3 separate regions of the Homo sapiens genome follow, and regions 1 and 2 are each linked to region 3. A link is a loop called in an ENCODE intact Hi-C map of the cell type or tissue named here. Cell type or tissue: IMR-90. All regions are shown on one strand. Each heading gives the region's core, and the rest is flanking DNA. Links, peaks and the distances in the headings are about the cores only.

Region 1 (10,626 bases), core at 3,071-5,570, 230 kb before region 3:
CTAGGAGTTCAAGGCTGTGGTGAGCTATGATTGAACCACTGCACTCCAGCCTGGGTGACAGAGCGAGACATGGTCTCTTAAAAAAATAATAAAAATAAAAAATACCTATGCATATATGTATAAAATACACATAAAATATATCTATAGAAAAAAGAAAAGAAGGACATGTACCAAACTACTAACACTGGTTATCAGTGAATGGTGATGCTTTTCTGTGCTTTCTATATTTTCTACAGAGAACATGTATTAATTTCCTAAACAGAAAAAAATAGAAATTATTTTTAAGATGGTACTATGAATAAACTGGGTGAGATGTTCTTGGGGATTGAAGAAGGGCTTGGGATGGGAGGTGGAGAAGAAAGCTGGGTGAGGGGAAGGGTAGCGGGTTGCTGGCTTCCCTCCCTGAGGCTGCTGCTTTCCCAGCCCTTTCATTTTTCTCTTCTCCTTCCCCACCACCTTCCAGCAGTAGCTCTGTAAGGAAAGGTCTAACTCAAATCATTGGGACCCACTTTTCATGCCCATCCTTCTTCCAATGCAGCTTTTGTCCCTTGAAGTTGCCAGGGAGGGGGCTTCCTACACATCCTCACTGTCTCACTCTCCTCTGGTCTCCAGTGGTTCTACGGTGTGGAATTTACCCAGACATACTCAAGGTCCTGGCCCTGCTTTCTCTCACCTCACAGCTCTATGGGCCGGGAATGAGCATTCAAATAAACAAAAGTGCCTGAGCACAGAGGGCACTGACGTGTCTGTGAAGGCACGCTAAGCAGGCACACAAACTGCATGCTATGCAAGGAAGAATCCAGTCCTCAGCAGCCCAGGCACAACTATGTGTAACAAATGATTCCTGGAACCAGGGTAAAATAAAGAGCGAATGGGGAACACAGACTCACTATTAAGCCTGTCAGTTACAGTCGCTCTGAGAGGGGGTTACCTTGGAAATTTCTCTCTATGGGGCAGCAAAAGCATGATGCATGTTGGACCAATTCCCGATGCCCTTTTAATGATGCAATGACCATTAACTGACCACAATCTTCCCAGAGCCAGCTGGATCCTGTAAAAATCTGCTGCCGCTCCCCACTCCAGATGGCATGGTGAAGTTGAATCTGTTGTTTGGTGCCTCACTGTCATCATCAAAGCAGAACTTGTTTAGGTCAAGAAGCAACGTCCCCTTGGCTGTTCTTTCCGGCACCATAATGCTGGTGAAAAGACACAATCCAGTATTTCCCCCAATAAATGGTAATCGACTGTTCCTTCTCACATGGGCCCTGGGCTAGACACCTCTACTTTAACTGCAATTCAAAGTAAGTCCATGGTCATTGCAGTCACCTCCTAACTGGTCTCCCTGATTCTGCCCTTGCTACCTTTTGGGCTATTTTAAACACAGCGGCCAGAGGGATCCTGCTAACATGTTGTCAGATCACGTCACTCCTCTGCTCCTAAGTCCCAAATGGCTCCTCATTTCACTCAAAGTCCCACCTTTGATCTGCAGGACGCTTCATGACGTGCCCTCCTTTTCCTCTCTGAACTCGTCTCCCACTAGCTCTTCTCCTTGTTCACTCTCCTCCTGCCACTCTGGCCTTCTGGTGCTCCCTGAGCTCTTCATGAGGCTCTGGCCTCAGCTTCCCTGCACTAGCTGTGGAATCCTCTCCCCACAAATACTCACGTGACTCCCACTTTCACTTTCTTTCATCTATCTAATCAAATGTCACCTTATCAGTGAGGCTACCCTATCTAGAATGGCAATGTTCCCTGCCCGGTACTTCCTCTCCTATTCCCCTCTTTATTTTTAATTCCTAGCACACATCATTATCTGGTACACCATATATTTCTCTTATTTATTCTGCTTATTTTCTATTTCCCTCCTAGAAAGTAAACTCTATGAGGGCAAAGATCTTTGCTTTTTTCTTGGCACACTCAATAAGTATTTGTTGAATGAATGAACAATAGACTTATAAGACTAGCACAGTAGTGAAGAAGAATAGAAGAGAAATATAAATTTTACGTCCTGCCTGAAGGAGTTTCTAACTGGGCTAGGGAGAATCCCTGTACCCCTCATTTCCCATGCTTTGAAGATTGAGAATTCCTTGACTTCTGTTCTAGTGGCTTCAATGGCCTAGAAGGGCCTCCTAACACCTTTATATTATTCATCCAAAAGAGATTTATTAATGATCAAATTCGGGGGTCTTGATCTCAGTAGACTCCAGGGTTTAGGCAAATAACACAAATGAGTAAAGCTACCCCCAAACTCAGAGCCTTCCGATCAAGCCCAGCTTGCTGTAGGAGGCTCTGAGGAAGACCAATGAACACCTTGAGACTTCCATTCATTGAGGGGCTTTCTCATGTCTCCAGGTTTCAGTTCCTCCATCTATAAAATGGACATAAATGATATCAATTAGTTTTTACTACATAACACACTGTCCCAAAACTGAGTGAATTAAAACAACAAGCATTTATGGTTTCTCACAGTACTATAGGTTTTCCCACAGTCCTTTCGGTTTTAGTTTGGCTTAGCTGGTCTCTGTGGTCACTGACAGCTTGGCTGGGGCTGGACAGTCTAGGATGGCCTCACTCACATGCCTGGTGGTGGGAAGGTGCTTGATTTCTGCTTCTTCTTGTCCTCATCTTCTAGGAGGCTAGTCTAGGCTCATTGCATGGAGGTCTCTGGTTCCAAAAGTAACAAGAGAGGGCAAGTCCCAAGGCACATGCATTTTTCAAGCCTCCGTTGTGCCATGTTTGTGAATGCTCCAGTGGTCAAAGCAATTCACGTGGTCAAGCTCAGATTCAAGGAGACCCATCTCTTGATGGAGCTAATAGCAAAATCACATTGCAAAGGAGCATGCATAAAGAGCAAGCAGGGAGGAATTTGCGGCTTTTCTTTCTTTTTTGTTTGTTTTGGCTACCTATCTTAATCATATTTTGCCTTGGTAGAATTTCTTACAAAAATATATCGTGGCTGTCATGAGAATGTGCCTGGAAGACCTTTAACCATGAGAGCATAACTGACCATCGGCCTCAGCTGCTGGGCTCTGAAATCCATCACTGTGTTTGTGGTGAGGCCACGTACCAACAACTGGTCATGGCAAAGATACTAAGGCTCATTCCTGTCCTATGTCAGTTGACACTGGCTCCAGGACCCCCAATGCCCTAGCTGAACACTCCTTAACTGCATGGCAGCCTAGAATATGTCCAACTACCTTTTCTCCCTCTTTCCTTCACTCAGATCAGCCTTGCATCATGATCTGATGACTTGCCCAGCCTTGTCCATCTCTCTCCCCATTTTCTGCCACAGGCATCTCCCCTAATAATAGCCTTGCACATTTAATCCCATCTTAGCATCTGGTTCTTGGAGCATACACTTCTCTCTGCAACCAAACTCTGTTCCCTTCTTTGTTCCACATCCTCTTTTCATGGCAGATAAAATCAGCTCTGGGCTCAGTGCATACGGAGCAAAGTCTGACAGCAAGAATGGTCATGGGCCACTGAGGATAACAGGTTTGCTTGCTGGAGCGTGTAATGGAGTCTCCACGATGCCTCATTGGCAAAGATCACCTCTGTATTTCAGCAGGATTGGAGTCTGAACATTCCTGCCTTGATTGCACAATGTCATGGTTTCATTCATAGGGACTTAGAAGAGACACCACTTATTAAACACCAACTGCATGCTGTATCATACCAAGCACTTTAAAAACACTATCTCTAATTTCCTCATCTCAGAGAGGTTTGTATTCTTGTCCCCACTGCACAGGGGAAGAAAGAGTGGTTCCGAGCATTTTCAAGGCCTGTCCAGGAAAGTGGATGTATCCAGACTTGATCCTCTGCAGTGTTAGAGTCACTGTAAACTTTAACTTCCATGCATAAGTATCCAGGCTCACAGATGGTTTGGGGATCTAAGCCTTGATTTCAACTCTGCAGAAGCCAGGAGATTGCATCATTTAAAGAATCCAAGGTCCCGAAGCCAGACATTTCAGGCACTCCAACAGAGGCCTCCTCACTTGGCCCTCCAGGGCTGCTTGGCCTGTTCTCTCATTCGTCCCTGACAGTTGGTATTCTTCCCCTAAACGCCTAACTTGGAAAGCCACTCCCCTCATTCAGCAATCCCTGCCTCAAAAGCGAGCTGCCCTCGCTCCCAGCCATCAGACCATGTTTCTCTCCCCATGCAAAGTTGACTGTGTCCAGCCCATTCTGAATCAGCCAAACTGCTCCGCCTCTTGCTCACAAACAGCTTGCAAAGCGCTTTCACTGAATCGCCTGACAATTTACAACCAGAGCGGGGGTTGTCACGTGCCTCGGATGCCTCCGTCGGGCCCTGGGCTCATTCATCATCAGCCTGGGAAAGCCTCAGGGGCCACGGTACGAAAGGCTGGGAGCCTGCAGGAGCCCGCGCGGGCAGCAGGGGGCGCCCGCCTCCTCCACGCCGCCCTCCTCCCTGCGGGAGCACAGCACACCGCCTCCAGCAGCCGCGCTGACCTCACCCGCTCTGCCACCTGCTCTCAAGAACTCCACAGCAGAGACCGCGCCCACAGCCTCCAAGGAAGGAACAAACATTCAAGAGCAAGTGTCAGAGACTGTGGCAGAACCATGCCATTGTCACTTTGTTCTGTTTTGACCTGCTTGCGTGCTTGGCTTTGACATAGTTGGACTGGAGAAGGTATAAGGCTGGGAGGATGGCGGGTGCTGCAGGTCAGGGCTTCTCAGCCCTCTCCGCACCCGCCCTTATGCAGCCTTGGGACGCGAGGCTGGGCTTTAGGCTGAAGACCTCCGCCCCTGGAACTGCAGAGGAGGGGTCCCTTTCGTTGCCCTTCCTCACATCTTGGCGTTCATAGGGTGGCTGAGAGTTCCTCCCGCTAGAAGAGCCCAAAGAGGGAACTTGAGCCTTGGTTAGATTATCTTCAGTAATAAATGCAGTTAGTCCAGCTACGGATTTCACATTGGCCTTCAGGGCTAATCTGGAGGGAAGATTATCAAGTGCAGGACTCTGTTTGGTCTTGCCTGGACAGTCTAGGATATTCGAATTGCAGTTTCACCAGCTAATATGGAACACAGTCTGCAAACTGTCCTCCCATACTCCAGGGGACTCTGGACTGCAGGAAGCCAAATATACAATTAACAGATATGCACTGAAGAGAGAAAATGGACAAGGAAGATTTGAGACAGCACAGCCCTCTCCAGGCATTCTCACTTCTTAACCTTCACCCCCTACCTCTTAGGGCAGAGGAACAAGGAAGAGCAGGAGGGCAGAAGAGGGCAGGAGCTTCCCAGGATGTACTGGAACCACCCAAGAGTTCTAGCACAGATTTAAAATGTCAAAGAAAGTGTAAGTGTGATGCTGCAAATTGTCTCCACTCCATCCCCTGGGCCCAGACATCTCTCAATTTATGCACGTAAAGGTGTGGAAGTCACAATCCTAACTACCCATGCAGCTGTCCCCACCCATCTAATGGACTTGTAGGGCTTAGGTTGGGATAGGAACCTACTACATGCTTAAGATTGTGACTGACGTTATTGGGGTGTCAGCAGGAAGCAGCTGGTGAATTAGGATCATTCTAGGAGGGGTCAGTAAAGGGACTATGAAGAAGGTGCTCACAGAGTATATGGAAATCTCATCAGATGGTGCAATATCTCAGGGCTCGTGAGAGTGAAGCACCCTTACCACCACTAGGCCCAGGGAAGCCAGTGGAGGAAGCAGGTCCTGCGACAGAGAGCTGCTTTTGGGAATGGAGATCTTCAGGCAGGGAAGGGATGCACCCAGCTCACAAAGAGAGAGCCTGACCCTCCTCTCCTTCTCTTTCCAGGACTCCCCATTGGCCAACTAGAAGCTGGAAGGCAAGGGAGTTGGTTGGTATCTGATATGGTTTGGCTGTGTCCCCACCCAAATCTCATCTTGAACTCCCACATGTTGTGAGAGGGACCCAGTAGGAGGAAATTGAATCATGGTGGCAAGTCTTTCCTGTGCTGTTCTTGTGATAGTGACTAAGTCCCATGAGATCTGATGGCTTTATAAGGGGGAGTTTCCCTGCACAAGCTCTCTCTTTGCCTGCTGCCATCCACGTAAGACATGACTTGCTCCTCCTTGCCTTCTGCCATGATTGTGAGGCTTCCCCAGCCACGTGGAACTGTAAGCCCATTAAACCTCTTTCTGTTGTAAATTGCCCAGTCTCGGGTATGTCTTTATTAGCAGTATGAAAATGGACTAATCCAGTAAATTGGTACCAATAGAGTGGGGCTCTGCTGTAGATACCTGAAAATGTGGAAGCAACTTTGGAACTGGGTAACAGGCAGGGGTTGGAACAGTTTGGTGGGCTTAAAAGAAGACAGGAAAATGTGGGAAAGTTTGGAACTCCCTAGAGACTTGTTGAATGGCTTTGACCAAAATGCTGTTCATGATATGGACAATTAAATCCAGGCTGAGGTGGTCTCAGATGGAGATGAGGAACTTGTTGGGAACTGGAGCAAAGGTGACTCTTGTTATGTTTTAGCAAAGAGACTGGTGGCATTTTGCCCCTGCCCTAGAGACTTGTAGAACTTTGAACTTGAGAGAGATGATTTAGAGTATCTGGTAGAAGAAATTTTTAAGCAGCAAAGCATTCAAGATGTGACTTGGGTGCTGTTAAAGGCATTCAGTTTTATGAGGGAAGCAGAGCTTAAAAGTTTGGAAATTTTGCAGCCTGACAATGCGATAGAAAGGAAAATCCCATTTTCTGAGGAGAAATTCAAGACAGCTGCAGAAATTTACATAAGTAACAAGGAGCTGAATGTTAATCACCAAGACAATGGGGTAAATGTCACCAGGGCATGTCAGAGACCTCTGTGGAAGCCACTCCCATCACAGGCCCAGAGGTTTAGGAGGAAGAAACGGCTTCATGGGCCAGGCCCTGGGTCCCTCTCTTGTGTGCAGCCTAGGGACTTGGTGCCCTGCATCCCAGCCGCTCTAGCTTTGATTAAAAGGGGCCAAGGTACAGCTCGGGCTATTGCTTCAGAGAGTGGAAGCCCCAAGCCTTGCCAGCTTTCATGTGGTGTTGAGCCTGCGGCTGCACAGAAGTCAAGAATTGAGGTTTGAGAACCTCCGCTTAGATTTGAGAGGATGTATGGAAATGCCTGGATGCCCAGGCAGAAGTTTGTTGCAGGGGTGGCCCCTCATGGAGAACCTCTGCTAGGGCAGTGCAGAAGGGAAATGTGAGATTGGAGTCCCCACACGAAGTCCCTAGTAGGGCACTGCCTAGTGGAGCTGTGAGAAGAGGGCCACTGTCCTCCAGACCCCAGAATGGTAAATCCACTGACAGCTAGCACCATGCACCTGGAAAAGCCACAGGCACTCAATGCCAGCCCATGAAAGCATCCAGGATGGAAGCTGTACCCTGCAAAGCCACAGGAATGGAGCTGCCCAAGATCATGGGAACCCACCTCTTGCATGAGCGTGACCTGGATGTGAGACATGGAGTCAAAGGAGATCATTTTGGAGTTTTAAGATTTGACTACCCTGCTGGATTTCAGACTTGCATGGGGCCTGTAGCACCTGCATTTTGGCCAATTTATCCCATTGGAACAGCTGTATTTACCCAATGCCTATACCCCCATTGTATCTAGGAAGTAACTAACTTGCTTTTGATTTTACAGGCTCATAGGCAGAAGGGATTTGCCTTGTCTCGGATGAGACTTTGGACTGTGGACTTTTGAGTTAATGCTGAAATGAGTAAAGACTTTGGATGACTGTTGGGAAGGCATGATTGGTTTTGAAATGTGAGAACGTGAGATTTGGGAAGGGCTGGGGCAGGATGATATGGTTTGGCTGTGTCTCCACCAAAGTCTCACCTTGAATTCCTACATGTTGTGGGAGGGACCTGGTAGGAGGAAATGGAATCATGGGGGCAAGTCTTTCCTGAGTTGTTCTCGTGATAGTGACTAAGTCTCATGAGATCTGATGGCTTTATAAGGAGGAGTTTCCCTACACAAGCTCTATCTCTTTGCCTGCTGCCATCCATGTAAGATGTGACTTGCTCCTCCTTGCCTTCTGCCATGATTGTGAGGCTTCCCCAGCCATGTGGAACTGTAAGTCCAATTAAACCTCTTTCTTTTGTAAATCGCCCAGTCACAGGTATATCTTTATCAGCAGCATGAAAACAGTCTAATACGGTATCCATCCAGGTCAGCGTCTTGGAGCACAGAGCAGGGTGGAGACTGGATCTAAAGGGATAAGTCAGGGGTGCATCCAGAACAGAGTTTAACCGTTTTGATATCAGACTCGAGGTCACATGGATCCTTTAACATTATACTGGGCATGCCATTTGGGACAACAGGGAGACATTCATGAGTATAATAAAGGAATTTCTATTTCTCCTGCTTCTCCTAGGCAATCCTGGTCTAGGGTCCTTTGTCCTCTGCATGTATTGGGTCTATGTCCAGAGTCGCCTGGAGAAAACTTACAAAACCACTCAAAGATAAACTCAGGAGACTCTCCCCATGGGGACATCTGGAGCTGAGACTCACCCTGATCTTCAGCCTTGCTCCAGATACAGGGCTGTCTCTTAGCAAGGGCTGCTGTGGAGTTGCTCCCCACAACCCCAATTCCTCCCAAAGAGCCCTCTTCAGCCTCTCAGGAGACCAGAGACTGGCTGGAACAAAACCTCAGAGACGAGGCTAATATGGGCAAGTACTAATCATGTGGCTTTTTGACAAAATAGTAGAAAGACAATATTGTTTTCAAAAAGCTTATTAACCCAGAATCACAAGGGACTTTATTGTAAAATAATAGCAAATAGATTGTAGGACAAAGAATGAGTCAAAATATACAAGATCACTTGTATCCCACTTGTATCTGCATTTTTTCCCTTTCGGATGTCTTTTGTTTATATTCAATTAAGTTGTGTAAGGTGAATTCGATGCTTTGTTTGGTTTTACCTAAGTACTTGGTTTGATTTATTCATCTGGCTGGTGGTATGTTTTCCTGGGAGTTCCTATTCACTGATCCTAAGTCTCAAACGTCTATTATAACTGCTAACTAACAGCCCCATCTTGCCACCCGTGGCAATAAACAAAGAACAGGCACAGTCCAGGGAGGGCCTAACAAGTCCCTGTGGTCCTTTTCACCAACAGAGATGAGCCAGATATAGAAGGGAGCAAAATAAAAAATAATTCTTAAGAGTAAGAAAGTGAACAAGGGAGATAATGAAGAAGGAAAATGAAAGAGAGGGAAGAAAAAAGGACGATAACAAGGAAACCTGTGGACAACAGTGAACAGTTCACATCGATTTATTCTACTGAGCTGTTTCTCCAAATGCTTATAATTCTCCTGAGAATATACCAGAGAAGCAGAAGGGCAGAGGGCCACCAAAGAGATAGAATGTCCAGCCCAACTTTCAAAGTGTGCATACCTGAAGGTGAACTTTTGGCATGTGGCAGGATTGTCGTTGACGTCTTCCACAATGAAGGTTATCTGGATGCGATTCTCCTGACCCCCATATGGTCTGTCCTTCACTAGAACTTCCAGGGAAATGGTGGGATTTTGTCTCAATTCACCTGCATCTCGGTCTATCCTTTGGGCCACTTGGATTGTACCAGTCACTGAGAAAGCAAAGGTTAGAACGTGACCCTTTGAAGAGAAATGAAAAGGAATACAGAAACTTGGAGAAAACTGGAAAAGACCATTCGAACATGAGGAAGAGCTTATGCAGAGCATAATCTCTATACAAATACATTTTTGAAAACCCATTAAGTTCCTGTGTTAGACATTCATTGGGGTATCTGGCCTGACCCTTCTAGGATTTTTCACACTGTACTTCAGAGTTGGGTCCCTGGTGGCGGCCCTTGCCCAGAGTGGACTGGACTGGTGAATAACTGACTCCAGCTTGACCCAGAGGGCTCTCTTATTGGAGAATTTATAACTGAAAGGCACACATTGGAGGATCAGTCAGGCTAATAGTGGAGCTACAGAACCAAGGTCCCTGGAGCAGCACTGGGTCACATCCTTTCTATGTCCCCATCTTTTTACATTTTCTTAAGAGATGCACAGAATCCTGTTGATAGATGTGCCTGCCTTTTTTTTCTTTCTTTTTTTTTTTTTTTTTTTTTTGGTTAGGTTGGTTTACCTTAGTTTCTGTTACCTGCAACCAAAAAATCTTAATAAATATGCTCAGAAAAAAACCAAAAACCTCACTCTACTTGTTAAAAGTTGAATTTCGCAACACTAGAGTGAACAGAATTCTCAACCATGGTTGTCCCTACACTATCAGCTGACAGGGCATCAGGATGTTTTCAGAGGCAGTGCACAATTATTGCCTTTGCCTGGCTCTCCTGGGAATAGGTGTCTTTTGCCCGAAAGCCTAAGGAGCCAACAGGACATTGTTTTTCTGGCATTGTCTAAGGCTGGACGTCCTTTTTGGTGATGCAATCAGGACTTATAAAGGTGGGACAGTCCGGTAGTGGTTAAGAGGACAGGCCCGAGGAATCAGGCAGCTTAGGTTGGTACTTCTGCTTCATGACCTACAAGCTGTAAGACCTTGAACAAATTGTTTGACCTGCCTGAGGCTCTCCCTAGGCCTCAGTTTCCTCATCTGTAAAATGTGAATGATGATAGTTCATTGAGTTGCTATCTTGAGTACTTGAGATGAGATGTATGTGAATAATCACTCA
Region 2 (10,626 bases), core at 3,252-5,751, 54 kb before region 3:
GAGGCTGAGGTGGGAGGATCACCTGAGCCCGGGATGCAGAGGTTACAGTGAGCCATGATTGCACCACTGCACTTTAGCCCAGGTGACAGAGTGAGACCCTTTCTCAAAAAAAAAAAAAAAAAAAAAAACCACACACTTATAAATTATTAAAAAAAAAAAACAGCTTCCACAGGGGCATGGAGCACAGAAAGTGAAGCCCCTCCTGCACCCTGCCTCTCCCCCAGCATTCATGCAGCTTGACCTCATTCTGTTTAAGGGTCAAGAGGATTCCATTGTTTTGGTTCAACCAAAACCCATTCAGTGAGTCCCAGAGACCACTTTTAGCCCTGGGAAAAACTGGCCCTGGATTCCCAGTAGGCATCTGAAAGACCCTGGTTTTGGCTGCTAGATTGCGTTTCGTCTGCAGCCCTCTCCCCTCCACTCCATCACAAAAAGGCAGCCTCAAATTTCCTGTAAAGAAGAGTACCTCTCCCCGTTCTCAGCAGTGTGGCAGGATTCGTTCTAGTCATGTTCTCTGAACGTTATTGAAGTTGTTTTTCTGCAAGCCTACAGTGTGTGTGGCAGTACGCTCAGCCCAGTGAGGGAGGCAGAGCAAAGCAGTTGCTCTCTCTCAAGAAACTTACAGACTCATCAGAAAATAAGAATATACCCATCAGAATAGCACCCTTCAGCAAGGTAGGTGTGCGTATCAGGATCCTAAAATGTTATGACGTTTGACCTTAGTATTGCATTTCTGGGCACATAAACTGAGTAGGCAAACATTAGGCACACAGATTTATATACAAGGATTTTCATTACTCTGTTGTTGATAAAAGTGTAAAATTGAAGGTGGCCCATAGTTCCAAAGATAGGAGACTGGTTAAGTAATTTGTGATATATCCATTCAGTGGCATACTATACAGCTGGGTGAAGCCAAGCTTTCAAAGTCAATGATGAGGCCAGGCGTGGTGGCTCACGTATGTAATCCCAGCACTTTGGGAGGCCAAGGCAGGTGGATCACCTGAGGTCAGGAGTTCAAGACCAGCCTGGGCAACATGGTGAAACTCTGTCTCTACTAAAAATACAAAATTAGCCAGGCGTGGTGGCACATGCCTGTGATCCCAGCTACTTGGGAGGCTGAGGCAGGAGAATTGCTTGAACCTAGGAGGCAGAGTTTGCGGTGAGCTGAGATCATACCACTGCACTCCAGCCTGGGCAATAGAGTGAGACTTTGTCTCAAAAATAAATAAATAATAAACAAAACAAAGACAATGATGACATGGGAAAATACCATAAAATATTCAGTAAACCATGTTGAATACTGACTGTAATCAATATCCGAATTAATTTTTCCCAACATTTTATTATAAAAATATTCAACACATAGCATAGTTGAAAGAATTTTGCAGTGAAATCTTCCTTATAACTACCACTGGCTGTATCATTACCATTTTATTATATTTGTTTTATCATCTATACCCCCTCTTCTTCATCCAATAATGCATCTGATTTTTAAATGCATTTTAAAGTAAATTTCAGGCATCAGCATGCTTTCCCCTTGATACTCCAGCATGCATATCATTAACTAGTGTTAACTATTTGGTTTTTTGTTTTGAGGAAAAAACTACATACAGTGAAATGTACAAATGTTAACTATACTTTCTCTGAGTTTTGACAAATGGATACTCTCATGAAACCAAAATCCCTATTAAGATATAGAACATTACCAATTATTTTTACTACTAAGCACACATATTTATTTGTATATGTCTATATCTGTGCAATGGATTCCAAGGCTGATTTTATTTTCTTCGCTGTATTCTTTACGTTCTAAATGGTGTGAGTACATCTATTTGCTCTTTTATTTAATGGGTATTCATTTATCATGTAGCGTGTGCCAGGCTCTGCCCTAAATACAGGGGCTCCAGGGGTTAACAGGACTGCAGAATTCCCTGCCTTTACGGCACCTACGATCTAGTAGGGGCAAGATGAGTGAACAAAAGATAATGCAGCAGGGAGATAGTGAGTGAGGGGCTGTGGGTGGTCAAGGGAGACTGAATGATCTGAGGAAACAGCCAGTGAGGGTCAGGAGAGTCTAGGGGACCTGGGGACCAGCAGATCCAAGGACCCTGAGGCAGGAAGGGGAACATGATAGGGTGGGAGGTCAGAGGGGGAGGCAGAAGCCAAGCCATACAGGGCTTTGCAGGTGATGTGAGGAGTAAGGACTTTATCCTGGTGTGGTGAGAAGCCATTAGAGGGTTTTAATCAGGAGAGACATGGTCTGATTTCTGTTTTTAAAAGCTCTGCTCTGTGGAGAATCTGCTCTTCTGGGGTAAAGGTAGAAGCACGGAAGTCAGAAAGGGAGGCTTGTGCTGGGATAGTAATGGATGTGGTTAGCAGCTGTGAAGGTAGAGCTGGCTCTACTTCCTGAAGGATTAAAGGTGGGATGTGGGCAAGAGAGGCGTCAAGGAAGATTCTTAGATTCTTTGTCTAAGCAACTGGGTGAATGATGGTGGTATAACTACGATGGGCAGACTTGTGTAAGAAGCAGGCTCTGGGGAGGAGAGAAATCAGTAGTTCCGTTCTGGACATGTTGAATGCAAAGTGGAAACTTCACCTTTCAAAGCTTTCCGTGGAGAAGTCAGGCAGGCAGTGGCTGGGTGAGCACTGGAGGAAGGGAAGAGGCCAGAACTACTCCAAGTTGTTGGTGCACAGAAGGTGCAGGGGCATCTGCAATGCCCTTGGGGGCAGGTGTGTTTTCGAATTCAGAATTATTCAGACTTTGGAAAAGTAATCGATTTACACTCACTGAGGTCTGGGGCGTCACCTGTCATCAAACACATAAGGTATTTCTGTAGCAAATCGTAATCTTCACACTTAAACAGATTAATAAAGACTAGAAATAGCCTCACATTAGTTCAGGTCAGGTGTTGTTATGAAGGCAGTTTAGTCACCAAATTAGGTAAAACTTGGTTTCAGAGCTCTTGAGTTTCCGAATTGCAGAAAATTAGCAATCCCCTCCCTATTCTCAATTTCTACTCCCCAAATGCAAATACTTTGAAAAAATTTTTCACTGTTCTTTTCTGTTTACTTCTATAATGTCAAGTAACTGGGTTTTCCTGCCATCTCAAGATTCTTAAAAGCTTTATATTATCTACTAACTTGCCACCATGAAAAGTGAGGGCTTATTTCTTCAATAGGCCCTCCCCACTGCACACCCCTTTTCCATGCAGCCTTCCAATATAGTCACATGGCCATTTCTCACTAAATCAGCATTAGGGGCTTATATTATTATGATCATGTGAGTATTACTCACAGCTGAATGACCTGCCATACTATTATTACATGTCCTTTCTTAAACAACTCTGATTTCTTCAGTCTTTTGCAGAGAAGAAGCAAAGGATACCAGGGTAGAAGGTTATACAGAGTTCCCACCAAGCTTCCCATGCCTAGCCCACCCCACATCCCTGTTCTCAAGGGTAGCCTTTCTGGGCTTTGGGGGCTAAAATCAGCCCATGTCAATGCCCCCCACTTCACCCCACCCACTAACTGTGTTCAGCTAAGTCATTTACCATTTATCCAACTGCTCTGCAGCAGCATCCAGAATTTTACTGGCATCTTGGGTCTACTCTCATCTCCTATATTGTAGGACTATCACATTGTTCTGGTAGTTTACGCTTTTTAAAATTAAATTTACTGTCATTTTTTGTGGGGCTTCAGGAGAGAGTAGAGATAGACATAGTTTATCAACCTGCCATATTTAACAAAAAGCATCCCAGAGCACTTTTCATAGTTCCTCGGCCACGACCTTTTTATAGTGGGTGTCAGCAGATGTTCCTTATGTAATGATTTTGTCCACCTGTTGCCCAGCTCAGCCCACAGAGTTGGAAATTGGAAATTTGGAAGCGCTGTTACAACAAATTGCTTTCTAGGCATTTTAAATCTCCCAGGGTTTTCCCAGAGCAATTTAGGAGACCTCCTGAATGAGCCTAATGTGCTTTCAGCCTTTCTCGCTACAGTGAAGAGACTACATGGCATTTGCATTTATACAGCTATTTTGAAGTAGAATTCTTCATGTAACCAGGGTAGCATAAAGGGCATGCATTGGTCAGGCAGGGTGGAGCTTGGTCACCAACAAGTGTGTACACTGCACAACTTACTTTTGCTCTCTAGGCCCCAGTCACCCCATCTACGGTAAAGGTGGACTGGAGCACCTCATTCTTTATCCAAACTTTACACAGAGCCCTCTGTATAAAACGCAAAAAGAGGAACTGTTGTGGTTGAAGAAGGGGCAGATGCCCCCAGAATGAACTGAGATACTTCCAAGGTATCCCAGGCTCCTGTGGACGTAGATTGAGAAGCACTGGACTTGAAGATGTCTCTAAAGTCTCAATAGGACAGCTCTGTGAACCCTGCCTTTTCAAATGCTTACTGCTCTGCAGAAGTGAAACACTCTTTGCAGCTGGGGTCCCAGGAAGTGCAGTCCCAGGAAGTGCAGGTCCCATGGAAGGCCACTGGACCTGACATGGCATAGCAGGCACTGTCCTAATCTCCCTTTCCTGGCACAGAAGTGGAAGCAGGAATGTTGGTTCTAGCTGCCTCTTAGAGAAGAGAGAGATTTGTTGATTTATGGGTTAAGAGCCCTGGGATGGGAATCCTCCCAACACAGGCTCTGTAAGAATACAGGAATTTGTTTTCCCACATCATTTGCTTTTGATTTACTGTTTTGATGTGGGGCTGCTTGATGACTCAGATGTTATCTTCCACTGCCAAATCACACGTTAGGTATGTATAACATTTCCTACACAGTGACATCTTATCCTCTTCCACAGTCATCAATGGCCATACCCCACACCCGCCATGGGGCAGGGCTGGGTGGGAGGGGGAATTAAACAACTCTTCTAGTCACAGGTATGGGGCAGTGGTTTTCAAAACCGTTGTCTTTGTTGTTGATGTTGTTGTTTGAAGGATAGAATCATTTTCCAAAGAAAATCTTAAGGCAAAGCCGAGTCAGTAAAACAGATAAACATGGAACCCCTGCTCAAGTTGAAGAGTGGGATGAAGTGAAATAAAGACTCCAGCCCCTCTTCCAGCTCTGCCATAGAGGCTCCAGTTATAGGGACAGACCCCCAGGTCATTTCTGGATCTACCTCCTATACTTGTCGTGACCTAGTAGGATAAATAACTGAGCCTCCCAGGGCCTTCTTGTCCTCATCTTTAAAATGGGGCTGTCGGGGGATGGGGTAACATCTACCACTATTAGCTTTGAGTGAGCCACTTCGTGTGTCCCCAGTGACAAGGAGGCTTCTTATTACTGCCTACTTAGAAGGCTTGCCCCCAAAGGGTAAGCTTTGAGCCCCACAACAGCTTTCCTGCAGGGAATGTTTTAGAAAACCTGATTTGCACAGTTTGCAACAACTACTGTTTTCTTTTCAACCTCTTCTTTCCAGAGAAGGTCCCTGTAAGGTCGTAGTAACATCCAGTTGTTAAGTGCTTGTGATTTTGCTTGGAATGTAAACAATACTCTGTCTTTGGCCAGTTTGAAAAGGAAGTTTTATATTTTCTCCTCTGTCTTTGGAAGTAGCCTTACTTTAGTAAATGCATTTTGATAATGCATGCTGAAATCTATGATTTTGGTTACGTTGAAGATGGGGACCCTGGCAGTAGTGTGGATCTTCTCAATGAGTGTATATTTGTGGGTGTTTTGTAGCTGTTAATTACGTTAAGTAAATCACCATAAAATTGCCCCAGTATTTCCCCTCCTTCCTCCATGCTGGCCCATAGGAGCTTTCTCTCTGAGTGGGAAATGGCTGGTTTTTTGTTGTTGTTGTTGTTTGTTTGTTTTTTAAGACAAAGTCTCACTCTGTTACCCAGGCTGGAGTGCAATGAGTGCAATGGCCTGATCTCGGCTCATTGCAACCTCCACTTCCCAGGTTCAAGTGATTCTCCTGCCTCAGCCTCCCGCGTAGCTGGGACTACAGGTGTACGCCGCCACGCCCAGCTAATTTTTTTGTTTTGTTTTGTTTTGTTTGTATTTTTAGTAGAGATGGCGTTTCACCATATTGGCCAGGCTGGTCTCGAACTCCTGACCTCAAGTGATCCACCCGCCTCAGCCTCCCAAAGTGCTGGGATTACAGGCGTGAGCCACAGCGCCTGGCCCAGAAATGGCTGTTTTTTCACTTCACTATTTGAGGACTGAGCAGGCAGCCTGTCAAATGTATTGATTGCCTTCTCCAAGTTGGAGATTGGGAGCTACATATTTGCTTATCTTCCCTAGTGAAAAAGCAAATAAGACTGCTTATCTAGTATTTAAACTTGCTTTTCATTTACCCTGTCAAAGGCATTATCCCATGAAGACATAATTTGAGAAGTATCTTCATAGAAAATAGCTCTCATTGCATAAGCCATGAATACCCTTGCCGGTGGAGTCCATGTATTGCTTCTTTAGAAATTGTCAGTGCTCACAGCTCTCATCTCCCTCAGTGAATTTTCTAGCTTCCAAACCCTGTACTTTTTCTCCCACCAGTTCTTTCTTCCCCTTAAGCTCTGCCTCCAACAAACTGTGGACTGTGTGCATTTAGCTTCAGCCTCTTCTTCTATAAAATGAGAATAATAATGGTTTCTCCCTCAGAAACTTTTTGCATGGAAAAAACATGATATTGCTTACAAAGTGCTTAGTACAGTAGTTGGCATAGAGTATGTGTTTGATAAAGAGTAGTCATTATTTCTCTTTGTTGCCTCCTCAGTTCTTACATTCATATTCACCTGTCTCCCTGACCATATTTACCTGGTTTATCTGGGACTTTGTTGTATTTTCCTCATCCCATGGGATTAAAAGCAAGCACAGCCCCTTTCCAAGATGCTGTGTGTGCCTGGAGCCTTTCTGGTTCAAGATCTTCTATGGACAACTCCACGCCTTGGGCTTCCTCCAGGTCATTCTCCCTGTCCTTCAGGGATGGGAAGCATTGATGTCACCTGGCTGTCTTCCATATCAGCAGGACTCTGCTTGGTTCTGAATACCATGTTCCTTAACTACTTGTGCGGTAAAAATGTAATTTATGCCCTCTAAACCCCAATCCTAAACTGTGAGCCACATACAAGGAAGCAATATGGCAAGGGCAGTTAAGAACCTAGGTTTGGGGCCACACTGCCTGGGTCAATCCCTGACCCTTGGGGCAAGTTATGTAATTTTTTTTTGTGCCTTGGTTTTCTCATCTATCAAATAGGGATAAAAATTCTGATCTGTATTTCTGAAGAGTGCATTTCAAGCACTCTGAAAACAAAGTTGTTTTTTTTCCCCTAAATTTGAGGCACACTCATTTGGCATCAAAGTCTGCCCTGAACTGACATATGACTATTTATTATGCACTTTATCCAAATTAGTGTGATTATTCCTATGTTTCACTGCAGAAATATTAGTGTTTCTGATTATAGGATGCAGCCCGACTGCTGGGGTGTTATATAATGTACACCATATGACCTTACTAAAACCTGATAAATTCAATTTGGGAAAACCACTAAGCCCAAGAGCTTTGGATAAGGGATTGTGGATCTATAGTAGCTACTTCATAGGGTTGTTGAAAAAATTAAACAAGATACAGTCATCCTTAGTGTACACGGAGAATTGCTTCCAGGACCCCTGGGTATACCAAATCCATGCTTACTCACATCCCTCAGTCGGCCTTGCGGAACCCGAATATATGAAAAGTCAGCCTTCTGTGCAGGCGAGTTTCATGTCTCACAAATACTGTATTTTCAACCTCATTTGGTTGAAAAACTTTGGTATATAAGTGAACCCACGCAATTCAAACCCATGGTGTTCAAGGGTCAACTATATTTTGCATAAAGCTCTTAGAATGGTCTCTGAACTGTGAATACTCAATAAACATTTGCTATTATTCTCCTAAAGACATAAAAGAGTACTGTGTCCATGAGAATGAGTGGTTTATTTTACCACAGTAAAAATGTTTGTTCTCTTTTTAAGTGAATGGTTTAAATGTTTAATGAATGATATAAAAATGAATTTTACTGCCTGGATCTAAAGGAAGTTTGCTGTTTGTTTTGGAAAGAGGCTCCAAATCCAACAAGAGAAGTCAGTTTCAGCAAATATGGATGCCACTTTGACTGTCAGATTTTCTTCTGTATTCTTGACCCAGAGCTTGCTTATGCCAGCAAAGACAGAGTCCCCATCCTTTCCTTTTCAACCTCGCCTTCCGTTCTGCATACATTAAACACAGGTTGGAGTGGAATCCAAGGTGGCCTTACTCTGAGATGTTGTGCTTCCTGGACACCTGTAGTTCAGGTGGTCCCTGCTGTCTTGTGTCTTTTTCATACCTTTGTCCTCGATGGCAAACCGTATCAGCTCTTCCTTCTATATCCCAAAGGTAAAATATTTGTAAGTCTCTTGTAAAATATTACAGCTACTATCTTTCTCATCATTTTTCATCCCCAGTCTCAAGCTTTTGCCAAAATCATCTACCATTCAGACTTCTCTGTTCACCTGTATAAAAACCATGGGAAGGTCCTATTTCTCCACTGTCCAGCCTCCTTCTCATTTAGACCTGGTCTGGGTCTAACCCTCCTTGTCTATTTGATTATTATTGCTTTGTTTTTTTCTTGGTGGCCATGTTGTTTTATCTTCTTTGACGATCCTGTGTTTTCTTCCATATTGCATTCTTCTGCAAAATAGTCACAATTTACATTCCTCTGTGTCTGGCAAATCACAAGACTCCCTTATTGCACATTTTTCCAAATGTCTCCATTTTTTAGGTATATGTCTATGTAATAAAATGCTATTTTCTTAGCACAGTGCTAAATAATATTACAGTCCAGTAATTCAAGTTTGGATGATACCACCAACATTGGCAGAGAACCCAAATTTGCACATTAGAACCATGCAGTCATAGAATTGGACAGTTGGGAAGGACTCCAACTCCTTGTTTTATAGATGAAGCAACTGAGACCTGAGATCAAAGTGTCTTGCTCAACCAAACACAGTTGGCTGGTGACAGACATTGAGCCAGAACCCAGTTCTCCAGGCTAGTGTTCTTATTAAACTTTTTATGTGCTTTTTTCCCCCAAAGTAATATATGTACAGTTTAAAAGCCAAGTTGTACTAAAAACTTAATTCAATAGCAGTCCCTTGCCCTGTCTCTACCCACTGCTAGTCCTGTCTCCCTAGAGGCAACCACTTTTCACTCTTTTAGCTGTTTCTTCTAGTATTTACTCCATATCTCTATAAAGGGTATATATATGAGTACTTCTTCATTTATTGGTTTTAGGTATTTAGGATCTCGGAACCTTCCATCACATACCGGAGGGTTTGGCTGTCACACATCTCCACCCCCTTTCCTTCCTCCATCCCTTCCCTATGGCTTCTCCATTCTCAGTGAAGGTATGTGGTTACATCAAGCTTGTAAATATCAAGTATCTGAATCTATCCAGTTTCTAAGTCAGATAACAAGCTCAGAAAATGAGAGACACTGTACATCCAAATTTATTTGGTTTCTGGGTTTCAGATGTGAGTAGTGGAATTTCAAATGATGAGGAACAGATTCCAGAAAAGTATCCAAATCTGTTCCCTTCTAAAAGATGAAGGCTAAGTGTTTGGATAGTGAGAGGCATCTATACTGTTCACTTACAGAGCCAAGGAGTATTTATTTCCTTGTGTCTTAAAAACATGCTTATTGAGTCTGTCTTTGTCTACCAATATTAGGCAATATTGGCAATTCCACTTCCTCTCGTATGTAGGTTTTTGCTTGTCCTAAAATTATTGCCTCATGGTTTTTACTTGCATTCTTACCTATATGTTTATCCTTAATTTTGGCCACTAGATTGGGTATATCCTGTCACTATTTTTGGCCCAGCTGGTCAGACATACTGAATAAACCCATCAATTCCCCTGTATTTTCTGGAGCCCATTAGCCCCTCAGCCTACTGTGCTGCTGGTCTGTGACAACAGCTTCCCTCTTCATTGTCTTGGGAAGTCCACTGACTGGAAGCCTGTCTTCGTCCTGCTCAATTTACTCCCTCTTTTGCTAGGACTAATCTTCCAGGGGCATCCTACATGAAAGGTAAATTTTTCGAGTCTTCAAAATATGGAAATGTCTTGGATCTGTCCTCAGACTTGATTAGTAATTTGGTGGCTACAGAACATTCAAAGTTGGAAGTAATTTTCTCTCGGGATTTTAAAGACATTTTCGTATTGTCCTCTGGCTCTAGTGTCACTCTTAATATGAGATGCCAGTCTTGTGTGAGACCACTTTCGTTCTCTGAAAGCTTTTAGGATCTTCTCTGTAACACTGTTGATCTGAAATTACTTAATAATATGCCATGGAGGTTTTTTTGTTTTTTTTATTTTTTTGTTTTTTTTTTTTTGAGACGGAATCTCACTCTGTCGCCCAGGCTGGAGTGTAGTGGCGTGATCTCAGCTCTCAGCTCACTGCAAGCCCTGCCTACCAGGTTCACACCCATGGAGGTCTTTTTTTCTTTCTTTGGGTTGGGCACTCCACTGGTGGGCCCTTTTAATTTGGAAATGCATATTCTTCAATTCTGGAAAACGTTCTTTTACTGGTGGTGGTTTGTTTTGTTTTGTTTAATTTCTTCCTCCCCATTCACTTGGTTCTCTCTTTCTAGAATTCCTTTTGT
Region 3 (10,626 bases), core at 3,777-6,276:
GGTGAACGTTTATGGTGAGTTGTCTGATTTGCCTAAATGAAAGAAGTAGGATTTTTTGGGGGGTCCTTATCTTCTAATATAGTTACATAACTACCTACAGTAAAGCAGGGTTTCTCAGCATGGGCACTGTGGACATTTTGGGCTGAATAATTCTTTGCTGTGGGGCTCATTCTGTGTCTTACTATAAGATGTTGAGTGGCTTCTCTGACCTCTACCTACTGGATAGCAATAGCAGTCTCTACCCCACTCCTAATCTTGACAACCAAAACCATCTCGGGACATTGCCAATAGCCCCTAGGGTGCAAAATCGCCCCCAGTTGGGAACTACTGCCGTAAAATATAACATGCCCCTGTTTATTATACTGTATTTCATGCTTTTCTGTATTTAAATTTTTTATCAAAGTAAAATATGTGTTTATGCCCAGAAATGACTTCTGTGGAATCACAGCCGCATGTAGAAAGTTGACTCCTTCAGCTTGCACAGAGCTAGCCATTGGAATTATTTCCCCATCACACATACATGCAAAGTGTAAAACAAGTTATCTTACAGCAGTCCATAAAATTGCAGTCCTTTCCACTTCAAAATAATTTTTTTTTAAAGGCAAAAGAAATAACACCTTCATGTACACAGATCCCACAGAATTTGTCTGCCACACTTGGCACTAGTCCTCTCAGCAGAAGGCCATACGGCTGCACACCCCGCCCATCAGACAGAGATAATCCTTGGATGTCACTGCTACTTAAAAAAAAAAAAATGGTTTAGAACCAGAGAACCTGGATGTCATTCAATAGACAAGAGAGGATTAGATTTTTTTTCCTCCTTCTCAGAGAGGGCTTTTTATTCCCTTTTCTGATTATATTTTTGAATGCCCTTCAAGTAGCTGTTTTTCATGTTGATGGTGATGCAGTAGAATTTAATGAACTGTGAGCTAAAGCAGAGAGGCTGAGCAGAAAAATAAATAAGTGGCAGAAACTCACCCCTGGAGTGAGGCATGGCATGTCCTGGCTGGCACCCCATCCTTCTGTGTACATCCAGATGCTGATGCTGGTTGGATACTGAGAACAGCATGTCTCAGCAGTGCTACACATGGGAGCCTAAATCATGAGGATCCAAGGTTCCCTGCAATTGTTCTTTTTATTTTGTCTATCTCCAGGTGACCTCTGGTTGAGGAAGAGACAAACCATGTGTGCCTCTGAGCCCTAGAGAGAGTTAGTCCCTCCTGATGTCAGTGCCCCCTGGGCTTCTCAGAGTGTCAGGGGCATTATCACCTGCTAATTATCCCGCCAAGACTTCCTTTCTGAAGGTGTTGATTGCCATTGCGTGGGGCTTGGGTTTTTTTGTCAATTAAGTTAGATTTGTTTGCTGACATTAAATTGTTGTTACTGTTATTGTTAGTTGTCTTTTATATGACTAGATTTTTTTAACATCAGAAGTATAAAATAAAGGAAATTATTCTCATTGAACATATTCTTTGTCGTTTGATAACATTAATTAATAAGACTTGGCAAGAGCACAGGAATCTGTGCAAACTTTATTTCACCAGTAGAATTTTTTTAACTTGAATTTGATCAGTCTTTCCCAAATCCAGAATTAACTCCTGGTATTGATATCATCTTTTGAGTTCCTTATGATCAGAAACAATGTCTGCTATTGTTTTTGCTTATTTCATTTTTCCACCATCCCTAGTAAAGTGCAGTTACACTATAGATGCTAAGGAAATCCTTATGATGGACCCTAGGAAAATCTCAAAGGAAAGAAATGACAGAATGACTGATTAACGAAGGATTATCCCATAAATCAAGCATTACAACCGAGAGAATCTACGACTAAGTAGGACCATGTTTTGCTTCACTTCAAGTTTTTATATTTTGGACTTGCTACTGCTCAAATTAAAGTTAATGCTGGGTCCAGAACATAGCAGGTTGACCTGGTCCCACTTTTCACTCCCCTAATGCAGGATAAAAATAACAGCAATAAAGCTAAAACACTTACTGAGCACTTACTATGTGCTAAACATTTTAATGTGTTATTTAATCATGCCATCACCCTAAGGTGATATCTGGTCGTGTTATCTTTATCTCACACTCAAGGAAAGGGAGACCCGGAGGACTTAAGAAATTTGTTCAAGATCAGGCTGATGTAACTGGCAGAACCAGAATTCCAATGTCTGACTCCAGAGTGCCTTAACTACTACATCAGTTATATGTTTTGTGTCTCAAACTCGCTGCAATACCATAACTAAACTTTGATGCAGAAAAGTCATTTCCATCCCCTGTAGGATGCTGAAAAGTAAATAACAGGTGCTTGGGGCAGGTGAGCTTCATTGCTCTTTCTCATTTTAATCCACACCACTGATCTTCTCTGCTTATTGGCATAGGCAGAGAACTTGAACACAATTTTGAGGTAAGGGAGAAGGAGAAATAAATTGGTAATAGGGAATGTGTTTAGAGCCTTAACCACAGCATTTGAAATAGACCTTTAAATACATGAAAGCAAAAAGAAGGAAGCTTGTAGAAGAGATGGAGTGGGTACCACATATGTTCTCCTAAAAATTCTACCTGTAGTTTCTTGTTTATCCCCAACAAATGAGCAGATCCATGAGACTCACAAAGAGTAGATAAATTTCCTCCATTCAGTGAAATTCTCTTTTTTCATGTTTCTGTGAATCGAGTAGAAATGTTGCAAATAAGCACACAGCAGATATAATGGTTCAGTTCAAATTTAGAAATAAATTAATAGGATCTTCATAACTTTAGGATTATTTAGTCTTTGTTTTTTTTTTTTTTTTTTTTTTTTTGAGATAGGGTCTTCCTCTGTTGCCCAAGCTGGAGTGCAGTGGCATGATCACTGCCCACTGCAACCTCAACTTCCCAGGCTCAGGTGATCCTCCCACCTTAGCCTCCCGAGTAGCTGGGACCACAGGCATAAGCCACCATGTCTGGCTAATTTTTTTTTTTTTTTTTGTAGAGATGCGGGTTTCGCCATGTTGCCCAGGCTGGTCTCAAACTCCTGGGCTCAAGCGATCCTCCTGCCTCAGCCTCCCAAAGTTCTGGGACTACAGGTATGAGCCACCACATTCAGCCAGAATTCATTTTTAATTGAAACAATCTTCTACTTATTATCTCATCAAAGCCTATTTCTTGAAGGCTGAATGTCTTGGATTACATTCTCCAGAGTCACATGGTTTCAATTCATTTGTTTATTTGAAAAATATTTATTGAGCACCTGCTATATGCCAGGCACTGTTCTAATGCTGCAGATGCATTAGTGAACAAGACAAATAAGGGCCTGGCTTCTTGAGGCTTATGTTCTGGTAGGTTAAATAACATAAACAAATACATGATCAAGCCATGTGAAAAGCTGTCACAAGAGTGTCCCAGCAGAGAACACAGAAGAGTAAAAACAAACAAGGCACATTTGAGGGCTTCAGAGTAGTAGACAAGGACCAGAATGTCAGAGTCATGTAGAACAGAGTCTGAAGGTTGGGTTTTACTCTACGTGTGGTGCTAAGACACTGGGGGGTATTGAGTGAGGGAAAGGCATAATCTGGTTTCTGTTTTCTGAAGCTCACTCTGGCTGCAGTGGAGCCCAGGAGACCCGGAAGGAGCTAATGCATAGCTAGCGGTAACAGATCATCGTGGTAGCCGTGGAGATGGAGAGAAAAGGATAAACTCGAGATCTATTTTGGAAATGTAGCTGACAGAATTTGCTGACAGAATGGATTGGATTAGATTGGAAAGGGAAGAGTCAACATTTATTTAGAGTTAGGTTGAAGGAGAATGGCCAGTGACTTGGCAGAAAAAGCAGCAGAGAATGACTACACGGAAGCCAAGAGAAGAAAGCGTTTCATAGATCATGTCAAATGCCAAGAGGTTGAGTAAGACACTAAAGAGAAGAGGTCGCTAAGTTAGCAACCTGAGGGTTGTTGGCCTTGACAATAGCCAATTGACAATAGGTGATTTTATTTGTGTCTTGAGATTTTTTTCCAAGGACAGATGACTTCATTTTTGCTTCACCAACAGGCACCATTTTTAGGCTGGCAGTACCCTCAGTGTTTTATTGGCATGTATGCTGGGCTTAGCTGCCACCCAACTCAATCGTCAGCTGGCTCCTTTGCCCTCTGCATCTCTGTGACCTATAGCACTGATTACTGTGCAGAAGAGTCACTGTGAACACTAGACAGTGAGTTCCTGAAGGCTAGGACTGTTCCTTGGGCATCGCTGAGTCCCACCAGGGAGCACTTTTCCTGGCTTCTAGTAGACACTCAGAAGTGTCTGGGATAGGCCAAGGTGGGTAGATCACCTGAGGTCAAGAGTTCCAGACCAGCCTGGCCAACATGGTAAAACCCCAGCTCTACTAAAAATACAAAAGTTATCCAGGCATGGTGGCACGTGCCTATAATCCCAGCTACTCAGGAGGCTGAGGCACGAGAATCGCTTGAACCTGGCAGGCAGAGATTACAGTGAGCCAAGATTGTGCCACTGCATTCCAGCCTAGGTGACAGAGCAGGATTATGTCTCAAAAAAAAAAGTGTCTGGGATAAACAGGTGGATAAACAGGCAGAAGGAAGCACTCCTCCAATCCCAAATTCAAGTGCTGTTGGCACCTTCTGCTTCACCAATATTAGCATATATGGTGGCTGGTGCAAATTCTTATGTACTTATCCACCCCTCCCCCCTCTCACACTCTCAAGGAACAAGGACCCCTGTCAGGCTCACCATTCAATTCCCTGAGTCCACACAAGGAGTGCTGGATCTCAAAAGTTGATGCCCAATATACTGTTTTTTGTTTGTTTGTTTGTTTTGGGGGGGGGGTTGTTTGTTTGTTTGTTTTTCTTAAAAAAAAAAGAATCTTGGAAGAAAGAAGGAAGGAAGCCAGCAAGGAAGGGAAATTGGCTCACCAATTATGAATAAGCCAAATTCCACATGTAAGCAAGTACAATCATTTGGAAGACATGGCTGCTTGAAAGAGAATGACCAACTCTGTTGAGACGCAGTTGGAAAGGCATCCCTCTGTGAGCAGTGGGGAGGCCATGGCTTTGATCCCTGACCACAGCTGATTGCTGGAGGGCTCTCGCTGTAACGTGACCCCTGGCTTCTGACTCATCACTGGTGTGTCCTTGCCATACAGGCTGCTCCATTCCATTCCTCAGAGCTGTATCCACCGAGGAGAATTCGGGTAACAAACATTCCTGTATTTAAATCTGAGTAAAGAATGTTAGCAGCGCTGATTCAAAAGGTCATCTCGGAATTCTCCCTATCCTGAGCCATAAGCAGAGAAGCATCTCCCAAACAGTGCTTTCTCTGGAACAGTGAGCCCATACGAAGAACAAGGGTTTGGGTAGATGCATACCCTTGGGAAACTGTGCCAGACTCCCCCTCCCAGAGCCTCATAGCAGCTATTAGCACATTAAAGCGCCAAGAGGTCTTGGAGTCAAAAACAAAAATGCATCTATTTCACATTGGAGTCACATCGCCCTCATCCAAATTCAGCCACATGCAGTGGGCAACAAGAACAACAAAACTGCATGTTTTTCCTAAGAACGTGGGCCTAGACACTAGCTCACCCTTTCGTCTGGTGTCTGAGCAAAGAAACAAAGATGTTTCCCAACTCTGGAGGAGAAACTGGCCATGGGAAGGGCCCACTGTCCCACATACTACGTGTACTGTACTCTTTCAAGAGGAGTTTTTGTCCTACAGGATTTTCGCCTCCCACCCTGACACTAGAACCCAATCCCATGTAAGCTGCAGCATTCTGCATCAATTTTCTTTAGGGAGGCCCTCGGAGTATTCTCAAGGAGCCGATTCTTATGTCTTCATCTGGGATCACGGAGAGTTACTGACTCCTTCCTGGAGTGTCACATGCTAGAAACCTGTGTGCAGGCTTGCCCCCAGATGCTACAAATCTCTAAAGATACTTCCAAGCTATATCTTTTCTAAACCCGCAGTGCTTCTTCCCATGATGTGTAGAGCTACTTTGCCAGGCTTTCTTTCTGGGTTCCCCCCTCCCCAGAAAAAGGTGCTGTTAAACTAATGTTACATCTCACAATTAATGGCATCCTAGAATCGGGGAATACCGTTGATTGTTTGGGTAGGACCTTTCCCTTGCTCCTTTGCAGGGCCAGGCGCTTCTGAAAACTGGGTGCAAATTTGGGAATGCTGCATAGGAGACTCATAGGAAATAGATAGGTCTAGGGCAAAACATAAATTGGGGGGCATAAAGGATGAAAGAGTCAGTAAACCATTTCACTATGATGAATCCCACTTTACCTGGAAAAAATAATCTTTTTTTTTTCCAGAGAAAGCAACCATTGTCTTTGTTTTACCATGCTGGAACTACAGATGTCTTAAGATTTGGTTTCTGTTATTTGTTTGTTTATTAGCGTCATAGATACTTTGCTTTTCTCCCCCTGAATTATTTTCTCAAATTCCGAAGCCTTCTCTAGGGGTGCATTTTCCTAAGATAACAATGGCTTAGTTTACATTGTGGCTGTGGTTTTCTGCTCATCTTTATAAGTGGCTGCCTCCACCCCATATGTAATCTTCTTAAACAAGCACCTTCTTAAATGAGGCAACCCTCTTAACCAAAGCGCATTAATAATACTCATTATTAATGAGTATATGGTAGTGCTCTTCTTATTAATGAGAAGGCTGCGGGGCCGGGCGCGGTGGTTCACACTGTAATCTTAGCATTTTGGGAGGCTGAGGCAGGTGGATTACTTGAGGTCAGGAGTTGGAGACCAGCCTGGCCAACATGGCAAAACCCCGTCTCTACTAAAAATACAAAAAATTAGCCAGGTGTGGTAGCACACATCTGTTATCTCAGCTACTAGGGAGGCTGAGGCAGTAGAATCGCTTGAACCTGGGAGGTGGAGGTTTCAGTGAGCCAAGATCGTGCCACTGCACTCCAGCCTGAGTGACAGAGGGAGACTCTGTCTCAAAAAAAAAAAAAAAAGGGTTGCTGGCTCTGACTGACACCCTAATCCTGTGACCTGCATTTGTCAGCTCTGGGCATCATCCTGATAGTGACACTAGCTCCAAAAACATGAATCAAGTTTCCCGGTGCGTTTAAGAAGGCAGGGGCTAGATGGTGGCCCTTTGAAAATTTTCCTCCCACTTTCTTGGCTGAGCTGCCTTTGTCATATTCTTACAACAAACCCATGGGTCCCTAGGGTTTGGTGGTGAGGAACTTCTAGCCCTTATGGCCAACCTTTGCCTTAGCTGCTCTTTGAGGTGGGTACTGGTGATGGTGGCAGTGCAGAGCCAGCCTGGGAGACAAGTGGGGTGGCCAGAGGAAGAGGGTGTACCCCAGAGCTGCCCTCCTCTGTGGCTTGTAATGTTTGTGAGCCAAGAAACCACTGGACTTTTTGCCCTCCCCGGTGCCCCACATGCAGGCTGAAGAACTACGGTCCTATCATTTATTTTTTTTAACCACTTCTCCCCGACCCTCACTTGTCTACACAACTTGTAGGCCTGCCATCAATGTGATTTGATCAATGTTACCACGATCCTGCGTTCCATCCTTTTTAAGTTGTTAGGGGGTTTCTTTTTTGTATTTGTTTCATTATTCAGCCGGCACTGGAGTTGCATTGGACTGGTAGCACATCCTGGGGAGGAACTATCCATCTGGTTTTGGTTTTGATTGGGGGGATTTTTAGGGGGAAGTGCTCATTTTTCCTGAGATACCTGGGCCTATATCTTCCCCCTGTGTCTCCTGTTTAGCCTTTCCCACTCCTTTTTCAGAAGTGAAAGAGCAGACAGAAGGTCCCCTACAAACAGTTAACTACGGTATTTTCTCGATTCCAGGATGACATTAATTGTAAGGTGCCACAGCCATTAAATAGCACCTTTTCCCAGGTCCCAGGGGCAATTCAAGGACAGTCTCGTCATCCACCCAGCACTGGCGAGCAGAAAGAGATGGGTATAGTGTGGCAGTGCAGGGCATGGGCCTGGGAATGTACCAAGAGCAGCTTCTAGTGCCGTATGACTAGGTCATAATTAATTCACACATGCCCTTCTTGTCTTGTGGGAATCAGGTGCTTCACTTTCCCTTTGGCTTAGAGTTTAGTTCAAAATAGAAAATAATGAAGCTACAATGGTCTGGGAGTTTCCTGCTTCTTGTGATACCCCTGATAATTGTCATGTAAATTAACTAGTCCCATAGCAACTAGGCCACACATAGGAAAAAAACCACACCACTGCCAGATGGTAATTTAGGAATGTGATTTTAGTTTTCAGATGTAAAGGATGGTGAGGGAGTGGCCTTACTATTGTTTTATTTTTGATTTCTTGTTTAATTGATGGTGGTCAGAGAACATTAGTTATAGGTTATCCATTTTATAATTCATGATAACTTCCTTTGTGACTAGCTAGCATGTGAACCACTTTTGTAAATGTCTCACGTGATTGAAAAATGTATATAATCTCTCTGTTGTGGGCAGAGTTCCATATATTTATTGTATATTTTGTAATTTAGATCATGTATTATTAGAAAATTTATTTAATGTCTCTCTTGTGTACAGTATTCCATATATTGTTTATTTTGTTTAAATCTTATTCATTCTTGCCATTTTTTGTTTGCTTGCTCTGTAATTTCTGGGAAGAGAGTTTTAAGTCTCCTGTGATAATTCTAAGTGTGTCAGTCTCTCCTGTAACTCTGACACCTTTTGCTTTACAATTTTGAGGCTGTCCTGTTGGGTATATGTAAGCTTAATTGTGAGGTCTTTTTAGTAGTGGTGTCTTTGTGCCTATTAATGCTTTTGCCTTAGGTTCTATTTTATCTGATTAAGATTGCTATTCAATTTTCTTTGGGTCAATATGTATTTGCCTCATTTATTTCTTTCCAATCTTTTATTTTCAACTTTTCTGTGTCATTTTGTTTTAGGTGTCTCTCTTGTAAAGCAGTATATCGCTGGCTTTTTAAAAAGTCCAATCTGGCCAGGCACAGTGGCTGATGCCTATAATCCCAGCACTTTGGGAGGCCTAGGCAGGCGGATCACCTGACGTCAGGAGTTCAAGACCAGCCTGGCCAACATGGTGAAACCCCATCTCCACTAAAAATACAAAAATAAGCCAGGTGTGGTGGCATGTGCCTGTAATCCCAGCTACTCAGGAGGCTGAGGCAGGAGAATCGCTTGAACCCTGGAGGCAGAGGTTGCAGTAAGCCGAGATCGTGCCACTGCACTTCAGCCTGGGCGACAGAGCGAGACTCTGTCTCAAAAAAAAAAAAAAAAAAAAAAAAAAAATTCCAATCTGATATTGTCTTTTAATAGGTGAGTTTTATCCATTTACAATTATTGTAACTACTTTATATATTTGGACTTATTTCTAACTTCTAATTTATATTTCCGTTTACATTGCTTTTTGTTTGCTTCTTTGTTCTCCTTTTCTGCCTTCCATTAGATTAGTACAATTTTCCTTAACCTGTCCCCATTTTTCCCCCTGGTATCTTGGTCACAATAGATTTTATTTCTAAAATCTATATGTTTAATGATTGCCATTACGTTTTTAACATGCATACAGAACTTTAGTTTTTAAAGACTAAAGTTATCCACAATCTCTGTCTTCTCAGATAACACAAAAATCTTTGCATACTTTACCCACTTACAGTCAACTGGTAATTACAATAAAGAATTGAAATCATGGCCCAAAACACTGGCAATGCTTCTCAGCCTACTAATTCATAGGGGATTAGAGGCACCCTGATTAATTTGTGAAGCATGAACTTTTGGCTGATTCACTGTTTTACACCCTGAGATGCTTTGGGGCACATCTCAAGTTCAAGTGATACTTCATTCACAGCTCATAATCTCTCTCTCAAGTTCCCGAAAGTGTTCTGAAGTAGGATTGGACAAAGGGGAACTCAGAATCCTATGATCCACTACTAGGACCTATTTTCATAAATCAGATTTGTCATTTGTCATAATTTTCAGTGAGAACATCAGGGGGCTCCTCCTCCCTGCTTGACACCTGCTTCCCTGTCCTTTGATTCTCAAAACTTTACTGTGCATATACATCGTCCAAAAAATCTTGTAAAAATGCAGATTCTGATTCAATTCAGTAGGTCTGTATTATTATTATTATTATTATTATTATTATTATTATTATCAGAGACGGAGTCTTGCTCTGTCGCCCAGGCTGGAGTGCAGTGGCGCGATCTCGGCTCACTGCAACCTCTGCCTCCTGGCTTCAAGCAATTCTCCTGCCTCAGCCTCTTGAATAGCTAGGATTACAGGTGCCCACCACCACACCCAGCTGATTTTTGTATTTTTAGTAGAGACGGGATGTCACCATGTTGGTCAGGCTGGTCTTGAACTCCTGACCTCGTGATCCGCCTGCCTCGGCCTCCCAAAGTTCTGGGATTACAGACATGAGCCACTGCACCTAGCCCAGGTCTGTATTTTTAACATGATCCTTGGTGATGCTGGTGCTTTTGGTCCACAGAACCCACTTTGAGAAGCAAGAGCTTGGAGAATAGAATTTAGCTAGGAAATTTAAGTTTCAGCTCTAGGTCATGGTTCCTTGATGCTTACAGAATAACAGATAAAGAAACTTTCTCTTTGAAGGGGTTGGGGTTCAGGATTATTTTAATTCTAAAGGTCTCCTTAAGGTCTGGCAGGGTCTCTC

The links. Hi-C counts contacts between places; a loop is a spot of excess contacts. Peaks named below come from ENCODE experiments on the same cell type or tissue, not always from the same donor. Only the 100,000 strongest peaks of a DNase experiment are listed, where the experiment ranks them.
Region 1: it touches region 3 in a loop (6-fold over the local background); 73 of 110 quality-filtered maps call a loop at or near these places.
Region 2: it touches region 3 in a loop (6-fold over the local background); 13 of 110 quality-filtered maps call a loop at or near these places.

Annotation. Positions count from the first base shown.
Region 1 is chr7:106,003,430-106,014,055 of GRCh38, reverse strand. CDHR3 (cadherin related family member 3) reads right to left here. Exons shown (of 19, transcript NM_152750.5): 8 at 9,369-9,558; 9 at 1,025-1,196. Among named protein-coding and RNA genes, the nearest start is that of CDHR3, 45 kb to the right of the region's middle. RefSeq lists a silencer at 4,306-4,495. In IMR-90, for the core only: a CTCF peak has its summit at 4,389 (motif pointing right); a DNase peak (open chromatin) is centred at 4,235; H3K27ac peaks cover 1,401 bases.
Region 2 is chr7:105,824,652-105,835,277 of GRCh38, reverse strand. All of the region lies in intron 2 of ATXN7L1 (ataxin 7 like 1), which reads left to right. Among named protein-coding and RNA genes, the nearest start is that of ATXN7L1, 47 kb to the left of the region's middle. RefSeq lists enhancers at 4,561-4,855, 4,129-5,328. In IMR-90, for the core only: no CTCF peak of the experiment used is centred there; DNase peaks (open chromatin) are centred at 4,707 and 5,467; H3K27ac peaks cover 1,533 bases.
Region 3 is chr7:105,770,683-105,781,308 of GRCh38, reverse strand. The region is part of intron 3 of ATXN7L1 (ataxin 7 like 1); the gene reads left to right. Among named protein-coding and RNA genes, the nearest start is that of ATXN7L1, 100 kb to the left of the region's middle. RefSeq lists enhancers at 3,903-4,486, 4,487-5,070, 4,282-5,481, 5,071-5,654, 8,507-9,006. In IMR-90, for the core only: no CTCF peak of the experiment used is centred there; a DNase peak (open chromatin) is centred at 5,038; H3K27ac peaks cover 1,730 bases.